Linked DNA regions of Mus musculus: all the other regions are linked to region 3. Evidence: chromatin loops called from intact Hi-C (ENCODE). Cell type or tissue: left cerebral cortex. All regions are shown on one strand.

Region 1 (5,000 bases), 260 kb after region 3:
ATACACAAACGGCTTGTGAGCCTCAACCCAGACACCTGCCCCCACTGTGTCGACTCTTCTAGTCTTTCCTAAGTCTAAGGATCCCGAGCCAGGAAGCTGAGAACATGCTCAGTTTTCTCTTATTTACTCCCTAGTGCCTCAAGCACTGACCTTTACCTTGCGTGGTCGAATGGTCGAATGGTCGCACAGTCTCTTCTCCGATTTCATAGATGTTAATATAGTTCAAACACTCAACACTCTGATTTAGGTACTTCAAGAATTCATCCTTTTAAGATAAGAGAAACTCTGAAAAGCAATCCTCTTGAGGGAAAGAGATAAGGAAATACTCTTTCTTGTTGATCCCAAGCCAGAGAAACAGGCAGAGCGAACATTCCAGGGCTACCCAAGACAATCAAACAACCACAGGATGCCCGCTTCTTTCTTTGAGCAAACCTTAGCTGATCTATTTATCACCAAATAGCATGTTAATGTATCCTTGCCACTTAGCTTTCATCCATTTGAACAGTAATTTCCTTATTTATGCATGTGTGTATGCAGGCGCATGTGTGTGGGGGGGTGTATAGGGAAGCCAGAGGTTGGTGTCAAATGTCTTCTTCAGGAAGGGACGGGAATCTCTCGCTGAACCTACAACTCGTTTGTTTTGCTTATTTTGGCGGGACAGGGAGCTCCCTCTACCTCCCTATGCTGGGATTACGGTGTGTGCTGCGGTAGTGAGGTTTATTTACAAGGATGCTGGAGATTGAAACTGAGGTCCCCACGCCTGCCGGGCAAGCCCTTTACCAGCTAAGCCTTTTCCCAGCCTTGCTGCCTCTGTTTTTAACTATTTGTTTCCCAGCCTCGCTTCCTCTGTTTTTAACTATTTCTTTCCCAGCCTCGCTTCCTCTGTTTTTAACTATTTCTTTCCTAGCCTCGCTCCCTCTGTTTTTAACTATTTGTTTCCCAGCCTCGCTTCCTGTTTTTAACTATTTGTTTCCCAGCCTCGCTCCCTCTGTTTTTAACTATTTGTTTGCCACTCCATCAATGCCAAGGTGTACTAGTCAGAAGTCTTTTTGTTGCAGCTAATAGAGATTCCACGCCCACCCCCACCCCCCAATTTTTTTGTGTGCAAAACAATATATGTTAGCTAGTTAGACCTGAAGCATGCAGGGGTAGAGCCAAGCACAAGCATGGCTTCCTTGAGGACTCTGAGTCATTCCGAAGCTGCTTCTTTATTTTGATTGGCTCTAAATTCCTTTTTATTTGATCTATTCTAATGTACTTGGAGTAAAACAGTGCAATGTCTTATCTCTGTGTCCACTTGAGCATCTAAAGTCTTCATCTCTTTCTCCTCCTCCTCCTTCTCCTCTCCCTCCTCCTCCTCCTCTTCCTTCTCCTCCCCCCTCCTTCCTGTGATGTAAGTCTGTGAACTAACGACTGTGGCCACGCTTGAGTATCAAGCCCTACCCATGTAAGGGTCCATGACTCACCAAAGAATCATACCCCAGACTCAAATAGTATGCAAAAGCAGAGAGTGTTTTATTCTGCAGACATCTGCATGCTGGGGTCTACCATCTACCATGATGGAGGTGCCCCAGTAAGCTTCCAGTCCAGACTTAAAGCATATTAGGGGAATTCTGGGGAGGGGTAGGTGACCTCTATCTTAATCGTTGGCTCTATCTCTAGAGACATTCCAGAACCCATTGCTGGGGTGGGGGTGGGGGACTGGAAACTGTTGCTGAGGAAGTCTGGAAACTGCGGCTGACCCTTTGTCCTTGCCTCAGGCCAGGGGGCAGGGCCTGGACTTGCCCAGACTTGCCCAGTTCGTAGTAACAAAGATTTAGGCCTAGTCTCCTGAACTGCCAATTTGAAGCCTGTCAAGAAGTCAGCCTACCTCATCCGTAGTTTTCAGAGCAGAGATGTCCAATACAGATAAATTGATAGCCACTGACGTGCAGACAGATAAAGGCAACATATATAAATTATATTCTAACAGTCATGTGTTTTTTTAAAAAGTAAAAAAGGAACGGGGTCTTGGGTGTGTTTTCACACATGTAATCACTACACAGCGTTTGGGAGGCTTAGGCAGGAGGATTATGAGAAGGCTACACAGCAAGATGTGTGTGTGTGTGTGTGTGCATGTGTGCAAGAGAGAGATTGATTTTTTTTTAACCAATTAAATACAATGTTATTATTTTAACATGTAATCAACATTTCTGAGACAGCAAAACCTATCATTTTAACTGAGTTTTCAACCACAATCCACTGGAGGGTGGGATGAGACATCCTTTGAGAAACAGTATCCTTGAGACACCTTTACTCCTCTGTGCTTCCAAACTCACCTTTGGAGTGGTCAGAGGAGAAAGGCCTGATGACCGGTGTGAGCTGTCAGGAATGAAGGCGGGATTGATACTGGGCGGAGCCAGGGTTACACAGATGCTGCTGTTACTGCTGCACTGCTGCCCTCTGCTGGTTATATTATATCACAACCATATAAACAAAAAGGACGCTGGGCGTTTGTGAGCCCTTGACGTTTCTGGCAGTCTTCTTTCACAGGCTCTTGAAGTGACTTTCTTTTTGGAATTTTGATGCATTACAGAGCCTAGGAAATTTTCATGGGGTTACTGTGGATCATCTTACCGATGTCCCTCACAGGGTTTTCTCCACCTTTCATGGCAGTCAGCTACACACTGCAAGTATTCATGTTTCTGTTTCTGTGTATTTTCCACTTCTTTAAAAGAACACAAATGGAGAAGATTCTCTTACATCCCAAGCTTTCTTCAGCCATTAAGTACTGGATGGCACTCTCACCTCTGTGGCTTGTGAAGACACTGCTTGGTATATTTGAAGAACATTGTAATGTTATTATAAAACAAATCTTAAAATTTACACAATGCCTTATTAAATTCATTTTTTTAATGTCTGGTTCAAAACTCTCCTCTTTGTAGTTGTATCCTGAACTACTTATGGACGAAGGGTTTGATGACTGGAATTTCACCCAAAAGTGACAAGTTGAAGAAATACTGGCCACAATGTAGTCATTGTTGACACTGGACAAGAGGTGCAGGGGGACCATTATGCTAGTTTGTCTCTTTGAAGTATATTTTAAATTACTCTCCAAAGAGTAAAAAGAGCAACAAAATTGCAAATTCTTCCCAACATTCTGTGTAGTACTGTACACACCGTGGCTACTACATGCTACTCTGTTACTTACTACTGTGGGTTAGAACTTCATTGTTTCCGGGCAGGTTATAATTGCCTTCTTAAAAGACAAACTCAAAGGACAAAAAAAAAAAAAAAAAAAAAAAAAAAAAAAAAAAAGGCATGCTGGCTCACACCTGTGATCCCAGCATTTGAAAGACAGAGGCAAGTAGACTACTCAGATCTGAGGCCAGCCTGTTCTATGTAGTAAACAGACCAGCTATGGCTACATAGTAAGCCTCCATCTCTAAATAAATAAATAAACCAACCAACCTACAAAACGAAGCAAAAAGATAAGCTAAAAAATGAATTGGCAGGGCTGGAGAGATATTTCAGAGGCTCAGAGTACTTATTGCTCTTGTTTAAGTCCCAGCACCCATAGGGTGGCTTACAACCATTCATAACTCCAGTTGCAGGGAGTCTAACAGGCACGGTGCACATATATACACATGCAGGGAAGACATCTACTCATATAAAGTATGATGAGTACACCTTTAAAAATTAAAAAATAAATAATTGGCTAGTGCACTTACAGAAAATAATTAAATAGGAATATATTTAGTTAGACATTCTAAGGAAATTCCTTCAGAGACATAGACATCAAAGGGACTGGGTGAAATGGAACACTTGGTGAAGTCCTTGCTGAGCAAGCATGAGGAACTGAATTTGGGTCTTAACACCCACATAAAGGTCTGGGCATCGTGGCAGTCACCTGCAATCCAAACCCCCACTTTCATTAAGACCGGTCATTCAGAAGTTCTACATTAGAAAACCCACTTAATAGCCCCAAGAATAGTGGTGTTTCTACAGTAGTTATAGCTCTGACATTGCCTCCATTTAATCTAGTTACATCCAGTTACATCCAGTTACATCTAGTTACCTTTCAAACATGCTCCTTTGTTCCTCTTTAAACCCTGTCATGTCAAGAACATAATAACTTTTCTCCTTTAGAAATGATCACCATCACCATCATCACCGCCACCATCATTTGTATGAGCATTTTGCATGCATCCATGTATGGGTACCAAGCGCATGGCATGTCCACAGAGATCAGAATGTCAGATCCTCTGGAACTAGAGTTACAGACAGTCGTTGTCTGCCATGCTGGTGCTGGAAATGGGATGCTTTGCAGGAGCAGCAAGTACTCTCAATCACTGAGCCGTCTCTTCCAGCCTCCTATAGTTTTTCTGAGACTTCCATTTTTCTACATTATCTCTAGTTCCATTAATCCTGTGCATAACAATGATCTTCCAGTCTCAACATCCATTTATTTACTTATGTGACCCTAATGTTTTGATCAATTTAACTTCATTTTTCCTTGCAGTGTCTCGGTGGCTAGGGAGAACCACTTCACTGGAACATCAGATGAAGCATAGTGAATGGGGAAAATCACACACATTTTCAAGGTATTTACCCTCAAGTGCCTTTTCCACTTGGAGAGCTTTAATTCTGCCAGGACAAAGACTGTGAAGAGGCAATCCTTCTTAAGCTGGCAGGAAATGGCATGAGAGACACACTTCAGTTCCCCAGCTCCTCTTATCTCCGCTTTGCTGAGGGGGTAGTCAGATTGGCTCTTTCAATTGATTGAGCCGACCAACAGTGTAATTGTGTTGCTTCAAATTCCACAAAAAAAAAAAAAAAAAAAAAAAAAAAAAAATGGCCGTGCTTGGAAGCTGAAACCCTGGCTATGATGTTGGCATTAATCACTTATCAGGCTCAAGAGCTTCAAATAGCAGCTTAATCTTATAAAAGCAGAAGTCTCCTACTTTATTACCAGAAGTGATGGGCTGATGGTGTCGGCACCAGGGTCACTGTGCGGGCCA
Region 2 (5,000 bases), 300 kb before region 3:
ATATGCTTTCAGGGCTATGGGTCTGATGGTCTAAAGTTGTTATCCCATGAAGAGAGTGTGTCATTCGGTGAGTCTGTACTGAAGTTGACATTTGATCCTGGTACAGTAGAAGATGGCTTGCTCACTGTAGAGTGCAAGCTGGACCACCCTTTCTATGTTAAAAATAAAGGTAGGGCTTCAATTGAATTTATACCAACTTTACTATTATTTTCATATTTGTGCGTGTTTCACCTGCATGGATATCCGATACTTTGGTACTTCAGTTAACAACTGGTTGTGAGTTGCCAAGTGAACCCCAGATTTCTAGAAGACCAGCCAGTGCTTTTTTGTTTTGTTTTTGTTTTTCGAGACAGGGTCAGCCAGTGCTCTTAACTGCTGAGCCATCTTTAGCTCCGAGTTGATAAAAACTTTAAAGAAAACTTCTTACATTTTGTGGCTTTAAGAAAAATAATGAAAATTTATTTCAAACCAAATAAAATTCAACAGATGTTTACAGTTATATTTAATAGTGTTTAAGTACCTTAGCCATGATCAGAAAAAATGTTGCCATGTGCATGAGAAATGTCATTCATGTAGCATACTGTAAGCTCTCAGGTATAATGTGAGAAGTGGTGGGCTTGGTAGTCATTATTTTTGTTTGTATTTACCTATTAAGCCAGAGTTGCTCTTTAGAGCTTTACTACAGAAATACCGTGTAAAGCATAATTTATTAATTTGTAGGCTATTTCATAGTTTATTACTTCAGTGTTTTTGCAGATGTTTAAAAGTGGTCAGTATCTGATAGAGGTTTATAAATAAAATACTGAATTAAACTAGTTGTGGGGGTTTTTACATAGCTGAAACAGAAGTGTTAATCCTAGCAATGGTTTTATTTGAAAGTGAGAGACGTGGTGTGTCAGACCTAAGTAGACTTGTTCTTTTTTCCTCATGTTCATCTGTTGTCTAACTCTAGGTTGGTCGTCATTTTATCCAAGCTTGACTGTGGTACAGCATGGCATTCCATGTTGTGAAATTCATATTGGTGACGTATGTCTACCTCCTGGACACCCTGATGCCATTAATTTCGATGATTCAGGTGTTTTTGATACATTTAAAAGGTAAAGATGCATTTTTTTTCTGTTAAAGTTTCTTCCCTAGTGATAGCTGAGTTATAACTGAAGTCCAACTAAAGCTAAGGTTTAAGGGGTTGGGCACTGGCCCCCTTTCTATCCGAGTATGCCCATCCCCTGTAGTGGCCTGCCTGTGATTCCAGCAGTGGGAACAAGGAGGCAAGGGCTCTGCCAAGCAAGCTGGTTAGCTTGTCAGTCCAGTTAGAGATGATAGAGAGCAGTTGAGAAAGACTCATTTTGCTGGCTCATAAAATAAATTGTTGTAAATGAGTATAAAATTATGTAAATAGCTCTGTAACTGAATTGTTCACAGGCCATATCAATATTGCTAAACTGGATTGTACTAGGTGGACTCATGAGACAAATGCATCTATGTTCATGTCACAGTTTATGATGGCAAAAGGATACGAAGCAGTCAAAGAAGGGAAAACCCCAGAAGAAATAACAAGCCCTATTTTTTTGAGTCTTCTCTCAGCATATCTTAAGCTTCCAGGAATAAATAATACAAATGTATGAAATGTTTTTGTCAGAGAAGTTTGTTAGACTCTCATGACACAGGATTTTTTTATTGATAGCCTGGCCAAATAAGATTCTCTTCCTGGCATATACCAAAATTCCAGTTTTAAAATGACATCATGTGCTCATGGTTCAGGCTCACTATGAAATTCAAGGCTTGCCTGACAAGCCTTGGGCCTGGTAGGGGCATAAGCTCTAGAGCTGGACTATCTGCCTTCTCGTCCTCCTGGCTGCACTGAAGGCTGGCTGTGGAAGCTTAGGTACAGTGTAGTAAAGTTACTTTTCTGTAGTTTTTAAATTCATTGTACAAAGATAGTGTCTTTAGTAGTGATTCATGTAAGAAGACTAAATGAGTTAATCCATGTGACTTTATTAACAGGCTCTACATTATTGTAGAGTGTGTTTCAGAGTAGTGATGAAGCAGGTGGAAGATGGCTCACTGATGAAGAGCACTTCCAGAGGACCCAGGTGCTGGTCTAAGTACCCATACCAGGCAGCTCAGAGCGGTCTGTAACTCAAGCCCCAAATTGCCTCTGGCCTCCATAGGCATCTGTTTGTAGACATGCCAAATACACAGTTAAAAGTAATAAACTAAATCTTTAAAAGGGGAGAGTATACCTAAACATGGAAGGTGTTTGAAGACCAACATGTACTAGGATTAAAGGTGCTGACAGCGGGTACGGCGAGGCATGTAAGCTGTCTGAGAATATAGTCACTGCTTCAGTGCTTGTTCTGGGTATGGTTACTAAGTTTATGAAACCAAATTAATTTGTATTGAAATGACAGATTTCTCCACTAGATGGTAGAGTTTTCAAATTTTAGTAACTAGCTTACTCTATTCTACTGGTATTTTACTGGATTTTATATTAAACTTCATTTGGTAAGGGCTTCAGATAGTTTAAGGGTATGATATATATTAGCTTTGATTTTTGAGTTAATAATTAATATGGTGGTGGCTTGATTACTTTTGAATTTTTCCATTGGAATTATGAAGGTACTGGTTTATGGGTGAGGATCCTTGGCATTATATTTTGGCTGGCCTCTTTCTTCATATAGAGGACCAGATGGACTCCCCAACTCCAGGCTTGCTGAAGAGCAGGACTATGCCTAGTTTGTTTTGGTGCTTTGGTGCTTATGCAAATTGAACTTATATAACAGAATGTGGCCTTTACTGATATGGGTGGGTTAAGATACTAACTATACATAGGTGGACCTGAATATATTACAACTTTCTGTATCTATACAAATCTCACATTGCTATGTTGTTTAAGTTATCCCATTCCATAGCCAGTTTTGGAGACAAGGTCTCATCTTAGGGCAGGTTGGCCTTGAACCTTCTGTGGTGCTCAGGTTTGCCTCTATGTAGAGATCCATCTGCCTGAGTTTTCTAAATGCTAGGAGTACTGGGCTGAACAGGCTGCCCTCCTCTACTAGCTCTTGTTGTTCAGTTAGCTTTCAGGCCTGAACTATAGCCCACTCCATTTTAGTTTCCTAGGTCTATACTTCTAGGCAAGAAATGAGATGATCAAATTTGTTAAAAAGTGAATCTAGAAGAGTGAAGGAGCGAAGGACACGTATGGGGTCTGTAGACGTTAACTGCTATGAAGGAGATATGCTGGTTATGACTTCTTTTGTGGGGCGTAGAGGTTGGCTTTGTAAAGATGTTTTCAGTTGCATATATGAGGTTTCCTACTAAGTGTAGTGGCAGAAGCTGGTAAAGACACATCAGGTAAGGGGCAGTGAAGGTTTCAGTCAAATGCAAGATTTTTAAATTTCTGTCTTAGATACTTTATAACCTCAGTCTAATTTTGTTAATTCTCTAGCTATGACTTCACACCTATGGACTCTTCTGCGGTCTATGTTTTGAGTAGTATGGCTCGTCAGCGCCGTGCATCTCTGTCTTGTGGAGGAGGACCTGGTACTGGTCAAGAGTTTTCGGGATCTGAATTCAGTAAAAGCTGTGGTTCACCTGGATCATCACAGCTCTCTTCTAGTTCTTTGTATGCTAAAGCTGTCAAAAGCCACAGCTCAGGGACTGTGAGTGCCACTTCTCCTAATAAGTGCAAAAGACCAATGAATGCCTTCATGCTTTTTGCCAAAAAATACAGAGTTGAATATACTCAGATGTATCCAGGGAAAGATAACAGGTAAATAAAATAGTAATGACTGCAACTCTTGACTTGTCAGGGCAGTTCACAGTAACTGTGCCTGCAAAATAAACTCCTTCAGTGTCGTTTGTTGATTTCTTCCCATTTTCTTATGTTGACTTTACATATATAGTTTTTATAATATATAGATTGTACTATGAGCTGCTATGTGGGTGCCAGGATATGAACCTGGGTCCTCTGGAAGAGCAGAGCAGTCAGTGCTTTTAACTGCTGAGCCATTTCTCCAGCTCCTCAAAGAAGTAATTCTAATACTACCTACATTTTAGAAAGAAGCTTTGCATTCCAAGTGCATCTTTAAGAGTTGATGTGTTTGTACAGAATAGCCTTGTCCTAGTATTTGGTGATTTCTTTAGAACTGGAATTGAGGGTAGCTAGGGCTAAGTAGTGAGACCCTGTAATTTTTTTAATTCACATTGGAGTAGTCTCTGGTCAGGAATATATTATAGTTTAGCAGAAAACATACTTCTAAAATGTAAAAGCATTTTAAGAATGACTTACCCCCCCCCCCCAGGTCATCTTAGAGACTTCCTGACAGATGGGGCATGTGTTTCTCTTTTCATACCTGTCTGGTACTTGCTTATTAAATGTGTCCTCTGACATCTAGAAATGGTACTTGTGTTCTTGTATTATATTAAAAAGACTTTGTAAACACTGGAATGCCAATAGCTCTCTGGGTTTACTTTAATTCTGGAGGAAAGGTCTTTCTTAAGAGTAGCTGTCTCATTTCCACTTTTTTGTTTTTCTATTTTAGGATCTATTTATCAAAGATAACTCCCATATAACTCATAACTCTCACTTTCCATTGCATTTTTGTATTGTTTGTATATGAGTAACACATTAACGGGAAATGAGTCAAATGGACCTTTTTCCAAATCAAAAACCAGTTTGGGTTTTTTTTTCTTCTATAGAGGTAGATCTTTATTCCATGAATAAGGAAGTTTTTTCTTAGGGGCAGAATGTAGACATATAGAAAGCTATTAGGCCAGTTGGCATATACATTAATGAGGTTGAAACTTAAGCGAGGAAGGAGTCTAGACTGAATCATAGCGCACCTCACACTGCCCGCCATGTTTAACCTAAGAGAAAACATCAAGAATGCATCAGCACCCCATTTGAAACATTCTAACTCTGGGGGACTGAGACTGCTATGTGTCTATTCCTGTGGTTTAGATGGCAGATATGTCAGCTATTTTATGCTATCTTTAAT
Region 3 (5,000 bases):
GCTTACTTATTCTTTTAACATGTAATGTTCCCAATATAGTTGTATCCTATAGCAGTGTTTGTGTTAACAGTGACGGCAGTAAGAGCTGAGATGTAACCCCACGTGCAAATTCTTTTCAGAGACCTCTACTTGGGTGAAACAGGAATTCTTGACTGTGCCACCAAGAGAAAAAAGAAAAGTGGCAGGGGTGGGGGAGGAATTTCAGAGGCTTAGTAAGAAGCAGAATTGGAGTTTATTGTTTTCGAGCTGGAGTTTCATGTAGTCACAGAAGCTTCAGAAACACTCTCCAAAACAAGAAAACAAGAAACAAGAAAACGAGAAAACAAGAAAACGTGAGCAAGTGGTGAGGGAGACATTGCCATCCACCTTTGCCCTCCACCACCATATACATGTGCACTCGCAAAGAAGGTTCTAAAGAGCGTACCATAGATTTAAGCACAGACATTTTTTTGTTTTGTTTTTTTGTTTTTTGTTTTTTCGAGACAGGGTTTCTCTGTATAGCCCTGGCTGTCCTGGAACTCACTCTGTAGACCAGGCTGGCCTCGAACTCAGAAATTTGCCTGCCTCTGCCTCCCAAGTGCTGGGATTAAAGGCATGCGCCACCATTCCCGGCGCATAGACATTTCTAATAGACACTTAGCAGAAGGACACTACAAACCCAAATGAACATGGGCTGCTCAAAAGTCATGATTAAATTAAGCATCTGAGCAACTGCACAACAGCCTTACAGGGGATTTTTAACCTTTTGAAGTTACATTCTGAGATTTGCAAATATTCACATATGTTGAAAACCTGGAAGTATTTGGAGTTCCCTTTTAGATTCCTAGTTTTGTTAATAAAAGAATGCCAAAGCTTTTTTTAAAGGGCAATACTATTAATTTGGAATTAAAAACAAACAAAACAAAACAAAAAAAAAAGGTAGCCAAGGGGATGGAGAAGAGGAGGAAAAAGACAAAAGTTACATCTTTAGGCATAAAGGGTCCAATAACACTGCCTTGTTCAGAAATGAAGGTCTACCAGTACTTCCGGGAGGGGGCAGGTATTCAGAAATGAGAAAGCCCATTATCAGCAGAAAGCTTGCTTAGGCTTTTGGCCATCCACTAAAGAAAAACAGAGGCAGGTGTTAGGCTTTTCTGAATTAGAACCCAGAAAACCAAGCAAGCTTACTACTGCCACAGGGCAGAAGGAAGCTCCTTCAAGGAGTGCCATCTTGGGATGTGTAAGTGCTGCGTCGTATTAATGGAATAATTATCCCTCCCACCTCTTTAACACATCTCCAAGTGAATCCTTTTTCCTGGATAGTGAACTCCTGGCCAGCTTAATGGAGACAGTATGTAATGTAGTATGTAATGTTATCGGGATGCCAAGTCTCTACTTGGAGCAGGGATATTACAGGAATTGACCAGAAAGCCTAAGGAGAGGCAGTAGTTAGGTTTTTCTTTCTAGTGTTACCAGGGAAACCAGAGGTGGAATGCAAAGTTAACCAAGCATGAGAGCATCCACCCTCAAAGGTTTCTGGGGCCTATCTAGTTACCTAAGGGAATATGGTTAGGTAAAGGAGTAGACCCAGCAGTTCCCACAAGTTGCCTGGTCTTGCCTATGGGCACGGTAGGACCAGGAAAACAGCATGCAAAACACAAAACGCTCCACAGACCCCCCAGGCCTGGGCCATGACTTAAATTCAGTTTAGCTCCGGGCAGGGAGGCAGGTTACCACCCTAGGGCACCTGGCTGGGTCCCACCATAGACCCGGGCCCTGGCTCCCGTCATCCGGCATCAGCCGCATCGGGGATCAGCCCTCCGGGGATACCGAGCCCACGTGGAGGAGCCTCGGCCGCCTCACGCCGCGCACCAGGAAACAAGGGCCGCGGGAGGCGCGGTCGCGCCAGTGTGACCTCAGCCGGGCCCGGCGCGCTCCCGGCGGCGTGGGACGTGCGCGCGCAGGCGGGCGGCGGGGCACGCGGAGCGATCGGCGGCGGGTAAGCCTGACGGGCGGCGGGCGGCCCCGCTGCTGACCTCGCGTCCGGCGGCTCGGGCCGCGGCGTTCTGCGGCCCGAGCCACCTCGGGACCGGGGAAGAACCTGCGGGGCCGTCCGGCGCACTGCCTCGTCACCCGGAGTTAGGCGAACTCCCGGCAGGCCCCACGCCGCGTGTCTGGCCGTTCACCCATGTTTCTCTAAAATTGAAATCTTTCTCTGTATAGGTGTGAAGAAAAAACAAAACAAAACGATGACAATCCAATGGGCGGCGGTTGCCAGCTTTCTTTATGCTGAAATAGGACTCATTTTACTCTTCTGTCTGCCCTTTATTCCTCCACAGAGGTAGGAAACCGTCAGATCCTTAACAGTACCAAATGTTTGATTAGCTTCTTCAGGCTACGGCGTGCGATGCTCTTTGTAAGGTTAGAAAGTTTTGGGAGGGCCGGCGGGGTGGCTCAGTAGGTAAAGGGCCCTTGCAGCCAAGGGAGAGAATTTCAGTTCGATACCCAGAAACCACCTGGTGGAAGGGGAACCGACTCCACAAAGTTGTCTTCTGACCGCCACACTTCCACCCTGGGACGCCCAGAAACACCCATGCACGCACATAAACACATGATGAATACACATGCATACATACAACAAATGGATAATTAAATAAAAGATGGGAGCCAATTATATAAAAGGTAGTCTTTAAAAATGAAACTCAAATTTGCAATCTGGTAACTATTAAAATTCTACTTTATATAAAGCTTGATTCTGTGTACAAATAGATTTTCACCTCCTTTTTAAAAGAACCTAGGTTTTTTTGGGGGGTGGGTGTCTTGATTACAGGTATAATAAAGCCATGGTTATGCCTTGGACATCTTTCCTGTCTATATATCTATATTCTCTCTCTCCTCTCTCCTTCCTCCCCCTTCATCCTCTTCCCCCACCCCCCACCGCCTCTTCATTTCTCTCCTTCCTCTTCCCCCTCTTCCTCTCTCCCTCCCCTTCCCCTAAACTGCCCTGCATTTGAGCAGAGAAATAAAAGGATGGGTGCAAAACTGTTTACTTGGGACAATAAAATGGACTGGCTCAGGGTCCACGCAGTCTTTCAAAAACTTGAAACTCCTCATCTGCTTGGTTTGCAGCTCTTCTCTGTCCTGGTCTCCACACCATGCCCTTTCCTTCCCTCACAAGAAGCAGTAACTCATACTGTAGGAAGGGATGTACCAAGTTCTTCCCACCAACCATGGGTTCTATAGATCACATGCTTAAGGCCAGAAAGGCTCTGTTCCATAACCTAAGTCACCTAACTGGTCAGTGTCAGACTCCAGATGAGATCCTTAGCTTACAGTCACACAATGCTGTCCCTGTTCTTTCTACCTCAGATTTCAAGCAGACATATTTGGTACTACTTATGACAGTCTCACACATATTCAAGAAGTCATTTTTTTTATGCACAACAGATTTATAAATAAGGCTTAGAGCTTTGATAAAAAGAAGTCATCAGGAGGATTGATAGAGCAGTCTTTTTCTTCTTGCCATTTACAGTTTTGTACCCATCCTGATCTAGTAGCTGTTAGATGAAAGTGTGAATCGGTGCACATGACATATGAATATTGTCATGTAAGAACATGTGGTACACATGTACAGGAATCATCTGTGCCCCTCCATGTGTTTATCCACAGTGTGTATGTCAGTCATAATCTTTCAAAGTCTTCATTTAGTCTGTCTAGTCTTTTCTCCTGTAGTGAAGTGGTTGATGGTTCATGCATGCTCAGAATAACGGCTTTCATTTGACTTCCTGTTGTATGACTCAGAAATTTTTTCCCTTCTCTGGTCAGTTTTCCTGGTAATAGTGGTATAGACTTCATATGATATTGTGGTAATTAGACGAGATGGTGCATGTGTTCCAACCAATAATACATCAACTCAATAAATAATAGTTATTATCTGCTCTTAAATTCAGTCTACTGAAAACTCCTAGATGGCCCTTCTGGGAGGTTCTTATATTCCCTCTTTTATTGACTCTTGAAGAGGTGAACAAATTTACATTTGAACCTACAACAAGCTATTACCATTTATATTCTTTTTTTTTTTAAATGTTTGTAGTGTTAAATTTAAATAGTGCCTATAGAAAATGCTTTGAGTTTGGTCAACAAGGCAAAAAGCACTGATTCACCTGTGTCTGTCTCCTCCCCTTCAGCTGGAGGTTACTACTGATCATTCCTTTCAGAGTGTATTAATAATTTGTCATATCTTAAAGTGACAATTGTCAGTTGTGTTTGTGAAGTGTAGTCACACACTAATCACCTTGATACCTCCTTTTGACCCAATGTATTATGAGTTTAAAATGCTAAGGTGCAGCGTTTGAGACCTTTCCAGTTACAGGACGGATGGCTCAGCCACTTGTAACTCATCGTTTCTGTGGCTTGGCTTGTGCCGCTCACTCTGTCTAGACTGTTCATCTCATTTCCTCTGTGTTCAGACCTTGGCCTAGGTAATGAGTAAATTATATGAGCATTTACATGTGTAAATGTTTATTCGTAAAAGCTTGTTTTTTTTTCATTTTGCATATATGCCATATCTCAGTCATTTTAGATTCCTTTTTGGGTTAAAGAGAGAAATTACTTTTTTTTACATTACTTAGTGTAGATGGGAGAAGCACATCACATAAAAATCAACCTGCAGAAGCCAGACATGGCCGCGCATGCGTCTATCTGCAGCACTTTGCAGGCTGAAGCAAGAGGACTGCAACTTCAGACACAGCTCTGGCAAGTTCCATGCCAGCAGAGGCTGCCCAGCAAGGCACTGTGTCTAATAAACAGAGAATTAGGTGTTCCTAATTGTTAGATCAAAAGACTTCCGACATTTCTGAGACAGTTTTAGGGAAAAAGAAATAGCTTTCATCCAAGATGTGACAGATTAAGAATTTTCTGTTGGGCTGGTCAGATTGGTAAATTGCCTGCCATACGAGATGGAGAACCTCAGTTTGATTCCTAAAATCCGTGGGGAAAAGTCAGGTGTGCTGGCTGCAGAG

Evidence for each region. A loop is a pair of places that touch in the nucleus more often than their neighbours do. Peaks named below come from ENCODE experiments on the same cell type or tissue, not always from the same donor. Only the 100,000 strongest peaks of a DNase experiment are listed, where the experiment ranks them.
Region 1: a loop joins it to region 3, with 2.2 times the contacts of the local background. A loop is called at or near these places in 2 of 42 quality-filtered maps.
Region 2: a loop joins it to region 3, with 2.8 times the contacts of the local background. A loop is called at or near these places in 6 of 42 quality-filtered maps.

What each region holds. Positions count from the first base shown.
Region 1 is chr12:31,372,208-31,377,207 of GRCm38, reverse strand. No RefSeq gene overlaps it. Among named protein-coding and RNA genes, the nearest start is that of Dld, 23 kb to the right of the region's middle. In left cerebral cortex, CTCF peaks have their summits at 659 and 2,449 (motif pointing left); DNase peaks (open chromatin) are centred at 647 and 2,431; H3K4me3 peaks cover 220 bases.
Region 2 is chr12:31,929,454-31,934,453 of GRCm38, reverse strand. The region is part of intron 22 of Cog5 (component of oligomeric golgi complex 5); the gene reads right to left. Hbp1 (high mobility group box transcription factor 1) reads left to right here. Exons shown (of 11, transcript NM_153198.3): 7 at 13-169; 8 at 953-1,097; 9 at 3,449-3,772. Among named protein-coding and RNA genes, the nearest start is that of Hbp1, 18 kb to the left of the region's middle. In left cerebral cortex, a CTCF peak has its summit at 2,422 (motif pointing right); no DNase peak of the experiment used is centred here.
Region 3 is chr12:31,631,583-31,636,582 of GRCm38, reverse strand. Bcap29 (B cell receptor associated protein 29) reads left to right here and starts at 1,925. Exons shown (of 8, transcript NM_001164090.1): 1 at 1,925-1,978; 2 at 2,203-2,320. The coding sequence starts at 2,229. In left cerebral cortex, no CTCF peak of the experiment used is centred here; DNase peaks (open chromatin) are centred at 1,583, 1,910 and 2,164; H3K4me3 peaks cover 1,482 bases; H3K27ac peaks cover 1,144 bases.